2 separate regions of the Mus musculus genome follow, and region 2 is linked to region 1. Evidence: chromatin contacts called from ENCODE POLR2A ChIA-PET data. All regions are on one chromosome and are shown on one strand. The core of a region is the stretch at or near the end of the contact, and the rest is flanking DNA. Distances in the headings are between cores, read along the strand shown. Region 1 holds the start of Foxo3 (forkhead box O3). Region 2 holds the start of Snx3 (sorting nexin 3).

What was found. ChIA-PET counts read pairs that join two places held with the same protein, here RNA polymerase II (POLR2A).
Region 2: POLR2A ChIA-PET joins it to region 1 with 10 read pairs in embryonic stem cell. The contact joins the promoter of Snx3 here to the promoter of Foxo3 in region 1. POLR2A ChIA-PET finds 5 or more read pairs at or near these places in 3 of 5 experiments (Patski and embryonic stem cell).

Annotation. Positions count from the first base shown.
Region 1 is chr10:42,274,373-42,278,653 of GRCm38, reverse strand. Foxo3 (forkhead box O3) reads left to right here and starts at 1,959. Exons shown (of 4, transcript NM_001376967.1): 1 at 1,959-2,128; 2 at 3,109-3,838. The coding sequence starts at 3,221. Gm38485 (a long non-coding RNA gene) reads left to right here and starts at 3,845. Exons shown (of 2, transcript XR_380269.1): 1 at 3,845-4,281.
Region 2 is chr10:42,500,335-42,504,546 of GRCm38, reverse strand. Snx3 (sorting nexin 3) reads right to left here and starts at 2,493. Exons shown (of 4, transcript NM_017472.4): 1 at 2,055-2,493. The coding sequence starts at 2,216.

The DNA of each region.
Region 1 (4,281 bases), core at 710-3,209:
ACGCAGGGTGTTAAGTGTCCACCTTGTGGTCCAGGTGTGTGCACCGGTGTGTATCTAAAGCAGTTGCTTTGTTCTGGTGAAGGCAGGAGCCCCAAGAGCACGCAAAGGAGGCAGCGTTTCTCGGTCTGCGCCCTTGGTCTCTGCAGCTGCTTGGGCAGCGCGAGAATCTCGCCGTCCAGATGCGTGGTCCGGACTTCTGGGCTATGCGGGAAGCGGGTTACGGGCCAGCCTGGCTTCCTTGCAAACAGCGCCCGGGGAGGCCGCGGCAGCGCGGGCCTCGCCGCGTCCCTCCGCCGACGCGGGCGGCCCCACGCGCCAGCCGTTCAGCCAGCCCCACATTCCATCTCAAAAATAACACACACGTGTGCTGGTAAACAAGCGCGCCAGCCGCCGGGGCTGCGCGTCCCGGGCGAGCCCGTGCAACGCGCCCCCTCCTCCCGCACGTGCCGCCGGGCTCCGCCCACGGGCTTTGCGCAACCAGGCTCCGCCCCTCCCGTCTCGCCAGGGCCCTGGGGTCCTAGAGCCCGCCGTGCTAGCAAGCTGGCCTCGCCGAGGTTCTCAAAGTTTCTCGCCCTGATAGAGCGTGCGGCTCAGATCCGCTCCCTACCTCCTTTCCCTCCTCCCTGCACAGTCCTCCTCTAGTCCTCCCGCTGTCTGCGCGGCGAAGGCTGCCACTCAGCGCGCCTTCGCTCTCCCTCCCCTCTGTCCTTGCAATTTTACTCGATTGTTTATTATTTGCTGGGGGCGGGGGCGAAGAGGAGCGAGAGGCGTCTGGAGCCCAGAGACTGGCGGCGGCGGCCAGTCAGCGCTCGGCGTGGCTTGACGAGGAAGCCGCGCAGCGAATGGCGATGCGGCGCAGGGCTCCGGGGTCACGCGCGTGTAGAGACAATGACATCATCTGTTTGTACGCGTCGAACTAGCTTGGTGCAGGGGCGGGGGCCTCACGTCACTTGAGTGACGGATCACGCGTAAAGCCTGGAGGCCGGAGTTCCGGGGTGGGCGGCCTCTGCAGGCTCTTTTAGGCTGGCTCTTTTGGGGTATTGGGTTGTTGCGGAGCCCAGACTTTAGCTGCAGAGACCGAGAGGGTTTTGTTTGGAAAGATACGTATGAACCAGAATGCATGGTAGACTTTTGGTATGCATGTCGCGTGTGGCGCAGAAAAGCACACAGTACGGCCGGGAGGCACGGATCGTGGGATAAGGGATTGTGAAGGTGCGATCTGAAGTCTATAGACTTAGAAAAGTCAAGCACGTAATCAGCTGCTTTAGCATAAGAAAACTGTTGCCCGCTTCCAGTTAGCTATCTTCTGCTCCTGCGTTCAGGACTGGGGCGCACTGCACTTTTCTTCCTGAGTTGCACTTTTCCCACTTAGCCTTAAAATCCGTGAAAAGCGAAGCACGACTGTCGCCGGGTGTCCCAGGTGAGGGTCCAGTGACACACCTTTCGGCGCGATCTTCGCCGGCCAGTGTTTCCACGCCCAGGTAACCCTTGTCACCTGCGGCTGCCGGCTTAACCCGGGTGTTCCCTGGTGTCAGGTTCTAATAAGGAACCCGATACTGGGGCGGGCTCCGACCCCACGCACCCACGGGCAGGCCACGGGCCCACGAGCCAAACGCAGGGCCCAAGGCTGAGAGCGCGGGGCGGCGCGCAGTGGTGTGTTGTCTGACCTGGCCTCCCGTCCCGGGCCAGCGTGGCCGCTGAGGTCCCCAGGAGAGCGCGGGACCCCAACCGGGAGGGCTGCGGAGCCGGCCGAGTCCCGACCCGCGCGCGCCCGCCCCCATTCCCGCAGCCCCGCGCAGGCGCGAGGGCGCACACACGCGCACTCCCACACGCACGCACAGCAGCCCTCCCGGCCCCCGCCCCAGCCCTCCCCCTGGGCGGGGACCCGCCCCGCCGTCATCCTAGGTTGAGGCTCCCTGTGAGTGGCTATAACTTTGTGCTGCTGCCGCGGCCGCCCTGCTCGTGGAAGGGAGGAGGAGGAATGTGGAAGGCGGCGGCGCAGCACAGGCTGACAGGCGGTTCCTCCGGCGGGCTGCGGCGGCGGCCCGAGAGTCCCCTCGTCGCGGTGCCCTGGGCTCGCGCGGAATCGTACGCCCTCCCGCCTCGTTCCTGAAGGGAAGGAGCCGAGGTAGGCGCCGGAGCTTTGCAACGGGGCGGCCGCCTTTCCAGTGACTCCGGATCTGTTTCCGAGCTGGGCCAGGCGCTTCCCTTTCCCTCCCCGTGACTCGGTGTGCTCCCCCCCTTCTCTCCCGCTAGTGTCTTTAAAGGACTTGAGGGAAGGGGGAACTGTCAAGATGGCAGCAGCGGGAGCAAGGAGGTGATGAACGGTGCTGGTCCGGGTTTTCATGCAGTCCGAGAGATTTGGCGCTTCCCGACCTGTTGGAAGATTTATGTTCCCACTTGCTTCCTCCTTCCCGTTTCTGACCTGGAAGGGGGCGGAGGGCCCCACGTCCCCAAGAAAATACATCTCAGATCTTCTTAGTCCTGCGGGGTCGGCCCTCTCTCTCTCTCTCTCTTGTTGGAAGTGATCTTGGCAGGTCTGCACCCAGACCCCCACGCTCTCCCTGCTGGTCCGCGGGCGGAGAGGAAAAGACGGGAGTTGCCCGCGCCAGCCCTAGGGGGCCTCTCGCCTGGGAGGGGTGGGGGGGATCGCAGGGCTGGGGAGCGGGAGAAGAGCCCAGGACTCTGCTGACTTGCCCTGCGCCTCCGCGGGAGGCACTTGAGCGAGCCAGAGCCAAACATAAACAAACGCACGCACGCACGCTCGCCCTCCGACCACTGCGGAGCTGTTGGGGTCCGGAGGCCGCCCACACTTAATGGCGCGGCCACCCCTCCCCCGGGACGCCCCTCCCCCCTCCGCCCCGCCATCTAGTCCGGGAGAGACCTGCGGTTCTGGCGACGGCAGCGGGGGAGGGGGCTGCCCCGCGCGGGGCCGTCGATTCGCTCGCGTCTCCCGGGCGGCCAGGCCAGGGGGCGGCGTCTGCTGCGCCAGGTTCGCGGGACGCACGTCCCCAGGTCTATCCGTTCTAGGTGGCGGCCGCGGGCGAGGAGTCTCCGCGGACTAGGCTCCAACACAGGATAACCAACTCTCTCTTCGCGCTTCCCTAGGTAGCTGGAGCTCGAACCTTCGCGGTGCCCCGTTCCTCCCCCGCCGCACCCAGCCTGGGCTCGAGAGGAGAGAGCAAGAGCCCAAGCCGCGGGCGGCGGGCAGGCGGCGAAGATGGCAGAGGCACCAGCCTCCCCGGTCCCGCTCTCTCCGCTCGAAGTGGAGCTGGACCCAGAGTTCGAGCCACAGAGTCGGCCACGCTCCTGTACGTGGCCCCTGCAGAGGCCGGAGCTGCAGGCGAGCCCGGCCAAGCCCTCGGGGGAGACGGCCGCAGACTCCATGATCCCCGAGGAGGACGACGATGAAGACGACGAGGACGGCGGCGGCCGAGCCAGCTCGGCCATGGTGATCGGTGGCGGCGTGAGCAGCACGCTGGGTTCCGGGCTGCTCCTCGAGGATTCGGCCATGCTGCTGGCTCCAGGAGGGCAGGACCTCGGGTCGGGGCCAGCGTCCGCCGCAGGCGCTCTGAGTGGGGGCACGCCGACGCAGCTGCAGCCTCAGCAGCCACTGCCACAGCCGCAGCCGGGGGCGGCTGGGGGCTCTGGGCAACCAAGGAAATGCTCCTCGCGGCGGAATGCCTGGGGGAACCTGTCCTATGCCGACCTGATCACCCGCGCCATCGAGAGCTCCCCGGACAAACGGCTCACTTTGTCCCAGATCTACGAGTGGATGGTGCGCTGTGTGCCCTACTTCAAGGATAAGGGCGACAGCAACAGCTCTGCGGGCTGGAAGGTGCGTGCCTATCAGGGGCTGGTGGTCGGACCTGCCAGGCCTTCGCAGCGCCAAGCGCGTATCGAAGCGGTCGGTTTGCGGCCGTCCAGAGAGGGCTGGCAGAGGAGCTTCGCTGTGAGCCTTTGGGGTGGGGGATTCTTTTCACTCCTATAGGAGGGAAGCCTGGGGATGGCCTCAAAGTGGGAAGGGAGGGTCCTGGGCAAGTTTTGGGCATGCCCAGATGAGTAGGCTGTGGGCAAGGGACACTAAGGAGGAAGGACCAAGACATTTGTATGTGCTGGCTTACCTCGGCTGCGGGGAGGAGGTAGCTCCGCGGCCAACTTTGGAATACAGGAGGTGGAAGTGGGATGCACCGAGGACATTGTGGGTGGAGGGAAGGCGTGTGTGGGGGAGTGTTTGGGACAGCGTTCAAGGCAGTGGCAGGAGCATGATACTAGCAAACT
Region 2 (4,212 bases), core at 1,244-3,743, 230 kb before region 1:
TGACTCTCCTTATGTGGAGGAAGTGAGGGCGGATCCAACTCAACTGGGACAGGAAGCAGTAGCCATGGAAGTTCAGAAACAGGAATACCAAGTTTCATGCTAACACAGGGAAAAACATGCTGGTGAATAAAGGCAAAAGAGGAAGTTCTTTTTTGTGACAGGCCATATATTAATGACAAAAATCATCCCCAAAGCTAAAAAGAAAAAAAAAAATCACCTTTTAAAAATTTTATTAGGTTTTTTTTTTTTTTAAAGTATGAATGTCTATGTGCCACGTGTCTGAAGGTGCTCAAAGGGACCAGAAGAGGGCATTGGAACTCCTGAACCTGCAGTGAGAGGTGTGTGAGCCACGTTATGTGGGTGCAGGGAACTGAACTCAAATCCAAATCAATTAAGTGTTCTTGAGCACTGAGCTGTCACCCTAGCACCGAAAATTATCCCCCTTTAAAACAGGCTTGGGTAAGAATTTATTTCCCTAGGTCCACGGAAGCCTGAATTTTGCAATCTTCAGAAAACAAGATACTAATTTGGCTCATGTTTTACACATCTATACAGTTCAATGAGTAGCCTGAAAAACCAGGCCATTTAAGCTTAATATCTCAAAAGTTTGATGATCCAAAGACAGAGAGACACACAACTTTTAATTCCAGCAGTTGGGGCCAGCCTGGTCTACATAGTAAATTCAAGGCCAGTCAGGAGCCTACATATGAGATTCTATCTCATAGGGGAAAAAAGTTTGATTAGTTCAACCATTCTTTAAAAGTGTGTAAGTTTCACAAGCTAAATATATACAGCACTCCTGGGCCGTACAACTTAAAAATGACTAGGATGGCAAATTCTGTTTACCACACAAAAAGTGCTTACTTTAATAAGAAATTCCTTCACATAAAAGCTAATGTTAAGCTGGGCGTGGTGGCGCATGCCTTTAATCCCAGCACTCGGGAGGCAGAGGCAGGCGGATTTCTGAGTTCGAGGCCAGCCTGGTCTACAGAGTGAGTTCCAGGACAGCCAGGGCTATACAGAGAAACCCTGTCTCGAAAAAAAAAAAAAAAGGCTAATGTTAACAATGATCATGAGTCCTCTAAGGCCAAAATTCTCATGGTTACTATTTAATATTTAATTTTTAGCAATGAATTAATTTAATAAGTTTTTTTTTCAAATGTGGAAAAACCCTTCCATCCTGCTCTACAGAGTAAAAAAAGCAGTACTTTCATTTAGTGTCCCTCGAATCATCTAAATTACTTACTGCCAAAACCCCATTAGTTATGGGATTCTAAGAGTACGTTTCTACTTCACCCTATTCCTTTTTTCAGTTGAAGTGAAAAAGCTAAAGCCAGACACTTAGATGAGTAGGGTTCCCTAGTCCCGGGCAGTTGCTTTTTTGGACACTGAGGAAGATGACATTCCACACACCTAGGCCTTCAGCAGGACAGCCAAGCATGCTAAGGTCAACCATTTCTCATCGCTGCTAACCGCTTGGTTGAGCCCTACCACAAAAATCTGACGCGCTCCCGTGAACTCGCCATCAAGTTCTGCTCACAGACGTGTACGGCCCAGGATACTCTTACTGTAGCTTGAGACAGGCCTGGAAAGAGCAGCTAAGCTTGGCTTCACTACGTCTTGGTAAGCGTCCAGGAAAAAAAAAAAAAAGAGACAGGGAGGGAGAGAGGGCTTCAACTTTGCGCACACACGCCCCCCTCCCCCTTTCTTCCTCAGTCACACCTAGCTCTCTTTTCGGAGAACAGTGTTCTCGAAAGATCTACCTCTTCAACTCAAATGTCAAGCCCAGATCAGCTGCCTGAGATCTCGGCTAGCAGAGCTCAACCCACGCCCTCGTCTTCCAGCACCTTCTACCGGAGCCAGCGAGCTGGTCCCCATACAAACTGTCCACGGAGAGCGAGCGAAACCCTGGCTCACGCCTCCGCCCGCAGACAAGCTGCCTCGCAGGGGCGTCTGGCCTGGGCGGCCGCTGAGACCTCAAGGCCCCGCGCCGGGGTCCGGCGGGACTTGGCGGCCCCGGAGCGAGGGATGCGGGAGAGGGGCGGACGCCTCACCTTGACCCTGATCTCGTAGGTGGTGAAGCGGCCCCGGCCGACCCCCACGGTCTGCGGGTTGCTCACGTCGATCTCGAGGAAGTTGCTGGGCGGCCCGTAGGCGTCATTCAGATTCTGCGGCTTGGTGATGAGCCGCCGGGTGTCCGCTACCGTCTCCGCCATTTCGCTGTCGCCGCGGCAGCCGCGGGCTTCTCTCCACCGCCTTCCGCCAACGCCACCGCCGCCCGCCGCGGGGACTCCCGGCTCGCGCGCAGCGAACGGAGACGAACGAGCACGTAGGACGGGTGGGCGTTCGTTCCGCGCGAAGCTCCGCCCCAGGCTGCTCGGGCTTCCGCCCTCTGCCCAGGGAGAAACAGCTGACTGGCCTGAACGCCGCGCCCGGTTCGCAGGCCCCGCGGCGGCCCCGAGGGACACTGCGGGGTGGGGCTGAGGCGCGGCGGCGTCACGGGACTGTGGGCGCCAAGGATATGGGGAGACTACAATAACCACAATGCCTCGGGCGAGCGCGCCGCCGCCGAGTGACGCGCAGGCGTAGTAGGGGAGCTCTGGGGAGGAGGTGTGGGTTTCCGGCTTTTCTGACCCAGCTTCTCTGCGGGGAGGGACTCCGGAAACGATTTTAGCTGTTCTGGCGCAGTGAAGGCAGTCGTTGGGACGGCAGGGAGGAGACAAAACTGCCTATGCTGTAAGACAGCCAATCCAGTGCATCACTGTGATCCCTGGAAATTCATTTCTAGAAACCTTTAATAAACGTCTCAAATGAATCAGTACACATCTGTAATCCTGACCTTTGGCAAATGGAGAGCGGAGAATCAGGAGCTCGAGGCCAGCCTGGGCTACATGAGACCTTATCTTTAAAAACCAAGGGAGAGCCGGGCGGTGGTGGCGCAGGCCTTTAATCCCAGCACTTGGGAGGCAGAGGCAGGCGGGTTTCTGAGTTCGAGGCCAGCCTGGTCTACAAAGTGAGTTCCAGGACAGCCAGGGCTATACAGAGAAACCCTGTCTTGAAAAAAACACAAAACAAAACCAAAACAAAACAAAAGGCTTTTTAGCCAGGCGTGGTGGAGGCAGAGGCAGGCGGGATTTCTGAGTTCTAGGCCACTGGTCTACAGAGTGAGTTGACAGCCAGGGCTACACAGTAGCCCTCAAAAAACAAACAAAAAATGATGATGTAACTCAGTTGGTAGATTGATTGCCTAGGATTCATAAAGTCCTGGGTCCAGTCCCCAAGAAGGACATTAATCCCGGCATAATGTAATGCCAGCACTCAGAAGGCTGAGACTCAGAAGTTTCAAGGTCACCCTGTTCTACACTGATAGATTCGAAGCAGTAAATAAGGGAGTGGAATTTTTTAAACCTGATAAGCTCAAACTAAGGTCAAACAGTGCCTAAAGACTGGTCTGGCCCCTGAAATAAGAAAGCAAAATAAGAAAGACAAGATGAAGGCCGGGAACCCTGTCTGGGTAAGCGGCCACTCTTGTTTCCCACAAATCCTGGTAAATGTGTTTTGTTTTTAAGCGGTAAATCTCAAATTGTACTTGGAATGCTACTTAGAGAAGCCTTTATACAAAATGGAAAAAAGGACCAGGGAAAGACTCAGGAAGCTGAAGGGAGACAGGAAGATAGGGGAGTGCCAAGAACCAGGATACCAGGAGCTAGTGCATCCGGTTGTCAACCCAATACCTGAACAAAGCCATTACGTGGCCTAGGCAGCGTCACGTGACCTTAGAGTCCCTTCAAGTCAGCCTACAAAAACAGCAGTGTAGCACAACCATAAAGCTAGCAAGTTCCAAAGTTAGTTTATTTCCAGAGTACAGGAGAATACAGATCTGAAAAGAGTTGGAGATACGGGCTACTGATTAACAGTGCTTGTCGTGCAAGTACGAGGACCTGAGTTTGGACCCCCAAATTCATGCAACAACAAGACTTGCAGTACCAGTAACTACAACACTGTGGGGGTGAGGTGGGGTGGGGTGGGGTGGGGTGAGGAGATAGGGGAGTCACTCAGGTTTTGAAAACTCTTAGCCTGGGTTGGGGTGGGGTGAGTTGGGGTAGAGAACTACAAAACAAGGAGCTCCAGGCTCAGAGAGACTTGATACTTCAGAGAAACAACTAAGAGTAATGAAAGAGTACATGGATGCTGGCTTACACACAACATGCT